Regions from separate parts of the Homo sapiens genome. Here all the other regions are linked to region 3. Evidence: chromatin contacts called from ENCODE Hi-C or POLR2A ChIA-PET data. All regions are on one chromosome and are shown on one strand. Each heading gives the region's core, a stretch centred on a gene start or an enhancer-like site at or near the end of the contact. The rest is flanking DNA. Distances are from core to core; before and after follow the strand shown.

The links. Hi-C counts contacts between places; a loop is a spot of excess contacts on that map. ChIA-PET counts read pairs that join two places held with the same protein, here RNA polymerase II (POLR2A). Pooled maps may share reads with other maps.
Region 1: a loop to region 3 is called in a map of GM12878, with 6 times the contacts of the local background. The contact joins the enhancer-like site here to the promoter of LINC02391 in region 3. A Hi-C loop is called at or near these places in 1 of 168 maps with a recorded cell type or tissue (GM12878), 16 of 37 single-sample maps with no recorded cell type and 8 of 50 pooled maps. POLR2A ChIA-PET finds 5 or more read pairs at or near these places in 4 of 52 experiments (MCF 10A, OCI-LY7, T-cell and 1 more).
Region 2: a loop to region 3 is called in a map of CD4-positive, alpha-beta memory T cell, with 1.8 times the contacts of the local background. The contact joins the enhancer-like site here to the promoter of LINC02391 in region 3. A Hi-C loop is called at or near these places in 2 of 168 maps with a recorded cell type or tissue (CD4-positive, alpha-beta memory T cell and naive thymus-derived CD4-positive, alpha-beta T cell), 13 of 37 single-sample maps with no recorded cell type and 11 of 50 pooled maps. POLR2A ChIA-PET finds 5 or more read pairs at or near these places in 9 of 52 experiments (CD4-positive, alpha-beta T cell, CD4-positive, alpha-beta memory T cell, GM12878 and 5 more).

The regions. Positions count from the first base shown.
Region 1 is chr12:92,538,757-92,541,875 of GRCh38, reverse strand. No RefSeq gene overlaps it. Among named protein-coding and RNA genes, the nearest start is that of LINC02397, 74 kb to the right of the region's middle. RefSeq lists an enhancer at 2,728-2,777. Within about 2 kb of position 1,740, at least 19 of the 41 ENCODE cell types and tissues checked have a DNase peak (open chromatin) inside an H3K27ac peak, as active enhancers do; they include GM12878, where a contact is called at or near this core.
Region 2 is chr12:92,207,457-92,210,310 of GRCh38, reverse strand. No RefSeq gene overlaps it. Among named protein-coding and RNA genes, the nearest start is that of BTG1-DT, 63 kb to the right of the region's middle. RefSeq lists an enhancer at 1,178-1,267. Within about 2 kb of position 1,535, at least 12 of the 41 ENCODE cell types and tissues checked have a DNase peak (open chromatin) inside an H3K27ac peak, as active enhancers do; they include CD4-positive, alpha-beta T cell, GM12878 and OCI-LY7, where a contact is called at or near this core.
Region 3 is chr12:92,361,989-92,365,184 of GRCh38, reverse strand. LINC02391 (long intergenic non-protein coding RNA 2391) reads left to right here and starts at 1,353. Exons shown (of 5, transcript XR_007063404.1): 1 at 1,353-1,594. The region is part of intron 1 of LOC105369902 (a long non-coding RNA gene); the gene reads right to left. RefSeq lists enhancers at 1,751-1,800, 2,281-2,370.

The sequences.
Region 1 (3,119 bases), core at 491-2,990, 180 kb before region 3:
TCATAGGTTATTTTGAAGATTAAACAGGATAATACATGTTAATGTGCAATGCTTGGCACATAGTAAGCATCCAACAGGTAAGAACTATTAAATTATGGCAAATCCTGAATGTCAAAAGAAATTATAAATTTCCCGATGTACTAGCATTCATCTTTTCTAAGTATTTGCATGTCACATAAAAATTTCTTCTCAGCCTATCACTTTTTTTTCTCTCCTGTCCCTGGTCCAAGCAATGTTGTCCACATCCTGAAGAACTGCTCCATGAGCCCACAGTAGGACACTCTGAGGCCTGGCTCACCAGACTACATATCATGAGTGAGCACTTGGAAGTTCTAATCTGAGTGATACGGATGACATGTTCTCTGTGCCTTTGAATATCTAGTTTCTCATCTATAACACGATCTTTGAAGCTATACAAGGAGAGAATCAATATCACCTGATCACCATCTTTCGCCCTTTGAAAGGCATAAAATTCTAAGTAAGAATACTACACATCATGCTGTGTATTTTACTGCATGCATGCTAAGCCTTTACCAAACATTTTTAAAGGAAAAGAAGAATAAATTAGGATAGGAGCATTCAAAGGAACCCATAAGATGTCCCCTTAAAGAAAGGATTTATGGATAAGGAAACAAAAGCCCAGGTGGCCGATGTGATATACTTGTGGTCACACAGAGGAGGAAGTCTCCTGAAGCAAACTCAAGGGCGCTTTGTACATCATACTAATCCTACTTGTTGATTTATAAAAGTATTAGCTTCTTTATTTTCTCCTTAATTAGGACAGAGAGTAATTATCATTATTGGGTCCAGAAAGAATTATGCCAATGTTCCAAGATTGTGCATGGAACATTTGTTATGCAAACTGCTGCCCTTCACACATAGAGAGTCCCCATAGGCTATGTCCTCCTCCCTGGGGCTGCCAATGTGTCTAAATTGCTGGGAGCATCTCCCCCAGGCTTATGAACATGAGCTGCTCCTTTGATGGGATTTTGATGGCCATGAAATATCATTTAGGAGAGGGGTTAATGCCTTTTTTGTTGTTGATCTTTCACCTTCAGGGAGCATGAGCCTCTGAGAGATCTGCTTTCACGCCATATTCACAGAAAGGTTTTGCTCAGCCTGAGCCAGGCGGTTGCTGACTGCCAGGGCCAGCGTGTGCCGACTGCTGCTGTGTTTCCCAGCGCTGCCAGCAGGATCTTATTCTTTGTATCTGCACCTCCCAAACAATTCTTCCGGGGCAGCTTTGTCTGTGCCCCTCTGCTGGGCTGAAGGGCTGGTGCTTAGGGATGCATGCATCCCGCCCTTTGCCCTCATGTCTGAGCTGTTCGAATCTGATTTCCAGGGCAATTGCAGTTTGGCGGCTCCCCGGGGCATCCTCTTGAGTGGCTGCTCTGCTGTTACTGTTTGGGAGGCCTCGGAAACTCCCTTGGGTAGTTTGTCAGATGGTCTGATGAGAATAGCAGGAGCCTGTTTTCCATAGTCAGATTGTCATTTTCATCATCATTTTTGTTGTTGAGTTTCCCTTTTTAAAAAATAAAATCATAAAACAGACATACTCTTTTCTAAACAAGTGTAGACTTTTACCATGAGGGTTGGAAGGGGCCTCACTGAGTAAATACCTCTTCTCTCACCCTCGTGTGATGGCTTCTTTGTTTTGAACTTGGGTGTGCCCAAGTGGTTTTACAACCTCCCTTGGGTATCAACAGTCCTTATCCTCTCACCATCTGATCTCTCTTCCTGCTTCTGGTCCTCAGAGGGTGGTCAGACAGTGCTCCCAAGAATGGGTTGAGGTTCTGAAGGTATGTGGGCACCTAAAGATCCTAAGCTGTCAAAATGACTGCTGTCCAGGAGAAACTGACCAGACCTAAGGTTCAATCTGGGGAAACTTGACGCAATAACAATTAGCAAGTACTAGGCATTTTGCTGTGTATCAGGCCTGGAGATCAGCAGTTTACGTGAGTGATTTTCACACATTCCAAGAAATAGTTTCTTCCATTATTTCCACTTTACAGGTGAGAATATTGAGGCTCTGAAAGGCTAAATGACTTGGCTGAAGCCACATACTTAGTGGCAGAGTCAGAATTCAGTCTCTAAGGCTTTTGAATTCCAGAACTCATACTTTTAGCCATGATGGTATACAGATTTAGTTCTGGGGTCTGGAGACCATTGACAGTCTTGGAAATAAACTGTGTCTCAATATAAATAAAGGACAGATATGGTTGTGTTCAGTTCTTGGACACATTCCTTCGAACTCCAAAGGACAAGAGGTTAACCTCATGACTTTGATAGAAAACAGAAGACAGGTTGTGAGGTTTCTTGGGTAATTCTGGGTATTTGGACACCTGTTCAGTTATTCTTGGATTCTGTGATGGGGGGTGGGGGGAATATGGGGAGGCTGAGGTCATTATTGCAAAAACCATTTCCTGAGCGCTTGACTTCAGGAAATGCTGTAGCATTAAAAATACCCATTGTGTGGGAGTGATAGAAGCATGACTCACGTTTAGCAATTGTGTCCATAGGTCACAAAGGATTTGGGGAACACAGGAGATATTCACACAAGACTGTGTCTGTGGGTGGTTCATTAAGAAATTTTTAGTAGGTTGAGAAGCATGGTCGCATTTCAAAAGGAGTGACATTTAAGATTCTCCATGGAAGCTATGAGACTTGGCTCATCATTCATACATTGATTAACAAATGTCAATTGTCCGCCTACTAAGTGCAGGTCCTTGTACTGGGTGCTTTGGGATTTTGCAAGAGGAATAAAGCGTGGCTCTTGCCCTTTAGTGCAGTGTTTATGAAGTGGTGACAATGAAATAGGCTGCTTTTAAAATTTCCCCTTTTTTCCCCCTTGACACTTTGACAAAAGGAAGACTATCCCTTAAAGAAAGACATTTTGTTTTATTTTCCAGGACAAATACTATCAAAAAATCAGGTTTGTTAACTCTCAGGCCTTGTGCCTAGGAAAATATGATTATCAGGATAAAAGATTCAGGGGCATGTCCTGGCTTAGGTACCTTTTGTTCACTGTAGGGTAGAGTACAGTGAACAGTGAATACAGGGTAGAGGGAATAGGAATTTTTTTTTGTTTGTTTTGAGATGGAGTCTTGCTCTGTCGCCCA
Region 2 (2,854 bases), core at 286-2,785, 160 kb after region 3:
GGCACAGTACTTTCAAAGGAAAGAGCCACATGTTCAGAAACCATAATAACCTTCTCAGAGCACCTGTGCACCAGATATCAGTTGCTCCATCAACTATCCTCTGACAATAGCAGTAAAAACCATTTACCCACACTCAGTGGTCTATTCTAGTTTCTACCATCTAAATGATGGTCGGACTCCATCCGAAATATGAGTTTAGGCCATAGCCAGGTTGACTTGCAGAACACTGTTTTAAAATGGGATCAAGGGAGGGCAATAACAGATCTGCAAAGGAGAGAAAACCTAATCATTCAAAAGCAGTTCTGAGCATGAAGTAAGTAATATGTCCACTCAGAGGTATTGTTAATTTAGGATCAAAGTCTAAAACTGGAGTCCTGCGGACAAGCTGGAGAACAAATTTAGGCATAGGGCTGGTTGAGTGGAGCACCTGGAGCCAGAGAAATGCAGAGCAGCAAGGCCCAGCAGCCCTTCCTGAGGATGATACAGATAGTGAAGAGAGGGTGGAAGGAAGGAAGCAGAATGGGATGGGGGCGTGAACATGAAGTGAACAAGAGAAGTTGCTAAACATTTCCCTCAATACTTGGCCCTGTGGATCACTTGCATCTGAATCCTCTGGGAAGCATGTTTCTGGCCGGGTGCAGTGGCTCACACCTGTAATCCCAGCACTTTGGGAGGCCAAGGTGGGTGGATCACTTGAGGCCAGGAGTTCAAGACTAGCCTGGCTAACATGGCAAAATCCCATCTCTACAAAAAGTACAAAAATTAGCCAGGCATGGTGGCTCCTACCTGTAGACCCAGCTACTCAGGAGGCTGAGGTGGGAGGATCGCTTGAGCCCAGGAGGCAGAGGTTGCAGTGAGCCAAGATCACTTCACTGCACTTGAGCCTGGGTGACACAGTGAGACCCTGTCTCAAAAAAACAAAACAAAAAAAAAACTTCTGGAAAACATGTTTCAAAAACAGATTCTCAGGCCCCACCCCAGACCTCCTGAATTGAATCTTCACAAGTGAAGCCTAGGAATGCAGACTTTAAAAAAAAATGCATTCTAGGCAGCTTTTATTGCATTTTGTATTATTTACTTATTTATTGAGACAGTGTCTTGCTGTCACCCATGCCCATGCCATAGTGAGTGGTGCGATCATGGCCCACTGCACCCTTAAACTCCCAGGCACAAGCGATCCCCCAACCTCAGCCTCTCGAGTAGCTGGGACTACAGGTGCACACAACGACACCCAGTTAATTTTTTATATTTTGTAGAGACAGAATCTTGTTGCCCAGGCTGACCTCGAACTCCTGGGCTCAAGTAATCCTCCCACCTCAACCTCCCAAAGTGCTGAGATTATGGGCATAAACCACTGCACCCGGCTGGGATATAAACTTTATACACGGTCCCCAAGTATCTGAAGCACACTTATATTTGTGTGCTAAGCTCCTTACTGGTATTGTTTTGCTTAATCCTTCAACAGCTCTATAAAGCATGTGCTATTCTTATCCTCTCCCCACAGACAGGAAACTGTGATTCAGAGAAGCTGACTGACAAGGCACAAAGACAAATGTGGCAAAGTCCAAACGCAAACTTAACACATTCTGATTGCAGATTTCTGTGATAGTAATCACTCTAGACCAGAGGTCTTCAGACTTTTTCTACAAAAGGGTCAGTTAATAAACATTTAAGATGTGTGGACTAAATAGCCTTTGTTGCAACTACTCAACTTTGCCACAGAGAACATGTAAACAAACGGACACGACTAGGTGTTCCAATAAAACTTTACAAAAATGGGCAGCAGGTCTGAAGATGCCTGCTGTTGACTAAGCATTGCTTTTCTTTTCTTTTCTTTTTTTTTTTTTTTTTTTTTTTTGAGACGGAGTCTTGCTCTGTCGCCCAGGCTGGAGTGCAGTGGCACGGTCTCGGCTCACTGCAAGCTCCGCCTCCCGGGTTCACCCCATTCTCCTGTCTCAGCCTTCCGAGTAGCTGGGACTACAGGCGCCCGCCACCACGCCCGGCTATTTTTTTGTATTTTTAGTAGAGACGGGGTTTCGCCATGTTAGCCAGGATGGTCTCCATCTCCTGACCTCGTGATCTGCCTGCCTCTGTCTCCCAGAGTGCTAGGATTACAGGCGTGAGCCACCACGCCCCGCCTAAGCATTGCTTTTCAAAGTGTCATGCTCAGAACAGTAGGATCCTAGGAACTTGTTAGAAATGCAGACTCTTACTCATTCCAGACTTGCTGAATCAGAATCTGCATTTAACAAGGTCTCAATGTAATTTTTATGCACATTAAAGTACGCGACTTCTACTCCAGGGCATTTACAAAGGACTTCCCTGAAAGCTGCATTTAATGCCTTTGCTGTCCCTCCTTTTAGGTGCATGAACTCATCTTCTGATAGTAACTGTGTTGATTGCCTTCCACAAAAGTTAAAAAGTAAATAAAGCTGGGTGTGGTGGCTCATGCCTATAAAAATCCCAGCATTTTGGGAGTGCTTGATCTCAGGGTTGAAGACCTGCCTGGAAAACATGGCAAAACCCCATCTCTACAAAAAATACAGAAATTAGCCAGGTGTGGTGGAGGGTGCCTGTAGTTGCAGCTACTCTGGAGGCTGAGGCAGGAGGATTGCTTGAGCCTGGAGGTTGAGGCTACAGTGAGCCATGATTGTGCCACTGCATTCTAGCCTGGGTGAAAAAGTGGGACAATGTCTCAAAATAAATAAATAAACAAACAAACAAATAAATATAAAAATAACTTATTAAATTGATAGTGCTTATTATACATGCTATCTTAAAAACAAAGATATAACATCACAATTTATATTTACCTTCTAAAAAGTACTGAGGTAAGTAGATAAAAAGTGCTTTA
Region 3 (3,196 bases), core at 104-2,603:
ATAATGTGAATACTAATAGTAAAAACATCAGCAAATCCCTTAAAAAACAAAAAACAACAACAAAAAAAACTTGGTATGCAACAAGATCCAAAAACATAAAAGTAAAACAAAACAAAACAAAACAAAACAAAAGAGAAAACAAAATAAGAAAGAAATACAAATTCTCCAGAGCTACTGAATTCTACACTCAGGGGGTGGACCCTGCAATCTGTGCCTTAACAAGCCCTCCAGCTGTTTCTGATGCCTGCTCAAGTCTGAAAACTGCTGGCCTTAAGCAGTGATTGGCAAACTCTGGTGCAGATTAGAATCACCTGGGGAGCACTTAAAACTCCCAGGGCTCAGGCCACATCCCAGACCAATTAAATGAAAAACACTGGAGGGAGATGAAGCGGTGATGTCTGCACCAGTTTTTAAAAGTCAAATAAGATATTTCCAGGAAGACACAGTAAGAAGGCATTTCTGGCAGAGGGAAGAGTCCACAAAGGCACAGAAGCATGAAACAGCTCTGTATTTTGGAGGTAAAATCAACACTATTACTGAAGCATAAAATTTAAAGGGGTGGCCAGGCATGGTGGCTCAAGCCTGTAATCCCAGCACTTTGGGGGGCCGAGGCAGGCGGATCACTTGAGGTCAGGAGTTCGAGACCAGCCTGGCTAACATGGCGAAACCCCGTCTCCACTAAAAATACAAAAAAAATTAGCCAGGCGTGGTGATGCGTGCTTGTAATCCCAGCTACTCGGGAGGCCGAGGCGGGAGAATTGCTTGACCCCAGGAAGTGGAGGTTGTAGGGAGGCGAGATTGTACCACTGCACTTCAGCCTGGGCGACAGAGTGAGACTCCGTATCAAAAAAAAAAAAGTTTAAAGGGGACAGTAGACAGAGGTCAGTTCACAAGGAGCCTCCAGGCTGCTACTGCGTGGAGGATGAATTGAATCTTACTTATAAATATATTTTGTCTGTTTTTTATTGGAAAACTGGCTTGGGTTCCATTTTGCTACCTACCCATCTTGCGTCCTGGTGTTGACTTTCCTATCAAAACCATTCCTCTGAGCTGAGGCTGTTTATAATTAAGATCAGTGATTATCTAGCACTCGACAAAACTCAGCCACTGCTGCTCTGAGCGGAAGGAGAGACAGACTTAGTAGCAGATAACTCAGAAAAGAGGATCTGAGACAAAGCAAAGGAGCTACAGAAAAGGAAATGGTTGCTTTAGCTTTTTATTCCACCCTCCCCCCGACAGCTGAATCAGGGAGCGACTCTGGAATAAGTGCATCTGCCCTTTAAGAAATCAAAGCCAGACTCAGGAAGTGGGTGGGAAGCCTTCTAAAGAGCCTCAGCTGCCGCGTGCCTTCTGTCTGCTGTGGGCCCAGCAGCTGCACAGACCCCTCTTGTTGGGAGACAAGACAGGGCTCTTTCTCTCCCGTGACCTCAGCCTCATCTCCAATCGTGGGGAAGAGAGAAACTGAAATTCTTCCTGTGACTGAACACATGAGAATGCAACAGTTACTTGGGGTAACAGGTTTCCTGTGGGTCCTGTGTGAAGAGTATGCATTCATTCCAGTGTCGGGGAGGGGAGAAGAATGAGGAGGAGGCAGGTGCGTTCCATTCTTTGATTTGTATAATACAAATATTTCCAGAGGACAAAGATGGGCAGAAGCTTTAAGCAACAGCCATCTTCCATCTCGACAGAGGGAACCATGGTGGTTGAACAAAGCACCTAGCACCCTCTGCCTGCCTCTCCTCCCTTCCACCTCCCCTTGAACATTTTTAGGTTTTCAAATGTAATAAAGAAGTCTACTGTTCCAATGGGATTCAAGGTCAGCTCTAACTAGGTGTTCACATTCATAGCCTGCTGACCAGATCAGAGGCAGTTTAATAAAGCAACTGTAAATCAGCTATGAAGATGGTGAACACCCCGGCCTGTACTAACTTTATGAGGTTCAAGTCTCTATTTTTGATACCCCATGAAATAGGGAGAAGTCGGGGATGCATGTGTTTTGGATAGATGAGTTAGCAAGTTGAGCCTGAGATTGTGGTGAGCAATTTAGGCACAACTTCAAGGTCAGCCTCGTTTGAAAGGGGAGGGGAGGCAGTTCTCTCCTGAGGGAATTTGTTAAGGAGCTCATCACTTGTTTCTGAATTGAGCTCTGTCGGCCATCTCAGCATCATCTGACACCTGCACACATCATATCATGTGATACACTTGGGAGAAAGGGCCAGGTCAATTTCCTCCTGGTGGGTGATTTGGTTTTCCTCTTCAGCTAATGTTTAATGTTTCTCTTTTGATTTGCATGTGGAAGCCTTACTCTATGCTAAGCTATGATAAGCACTTTACATGCCAATATGACAGCATAGTCCTTTAACCACGGGCTTTAGAATCACTCTGCCATGTTCAAACCTCAGCTTTAATCATGAAATATACCCAGGTAACAAACCTGCATGTATACCCACTGAATCTAAAAGTTGAAAAAAGTCTCTATGCTACATAAAACAAAAACAAAAACAAAAAAAATCTGAACTGTATCCCTTTGGACAAGTCACCTAATCCAGTCAAACCTGAGTTTTCTTAAATACTAAATAGGAATAGTGATAATAGTGCAGGTACTTGCCAGATTGGGTTAATATGAAGGTTCATAAATTTATTCATGTAACATTCCTACACATAGTATGTACTCAATAACGCTACATACTTTTATTATGAACCATCCTTTTCACAACCTTAGGAAGTATATACTCCTCTCCCTACATGCAAAACAAAACAAAACAAAAGAGAAATTTAGAGACTTTAAGATCTGGCTCAATGTCACAGAACTCGTATGTGGGAGATTCAGGTTTCAGACTCAATTCTTGGGATACAGTCCATGCTGTTAAACATTACACTAGACAGCCTCTACCGAACAATGACTTTTTATTACTTGACTGTTTAAATTCACCTCTCCTCTCCTTCTCAAAATGAGTACCAATTTGTCCTATGCGTAATTTATTCTCGAGCCTTAACGCTTGTTTTCTGCCCTTGTTTGATTCCTTTTCTCAGTTTGCAATTTCACTGTTAGGTTTCTGCATTGTACTCACAACATTTTTGAGTACTGCCTGTTATAAACTAGTCATTTTGCTTCCACATATTCATTCCTAAAGAGAAGACCATTTCTTAAGAAAAAATAGAATAAAGGAGGAACAGATTCTCAGATGTAATCATC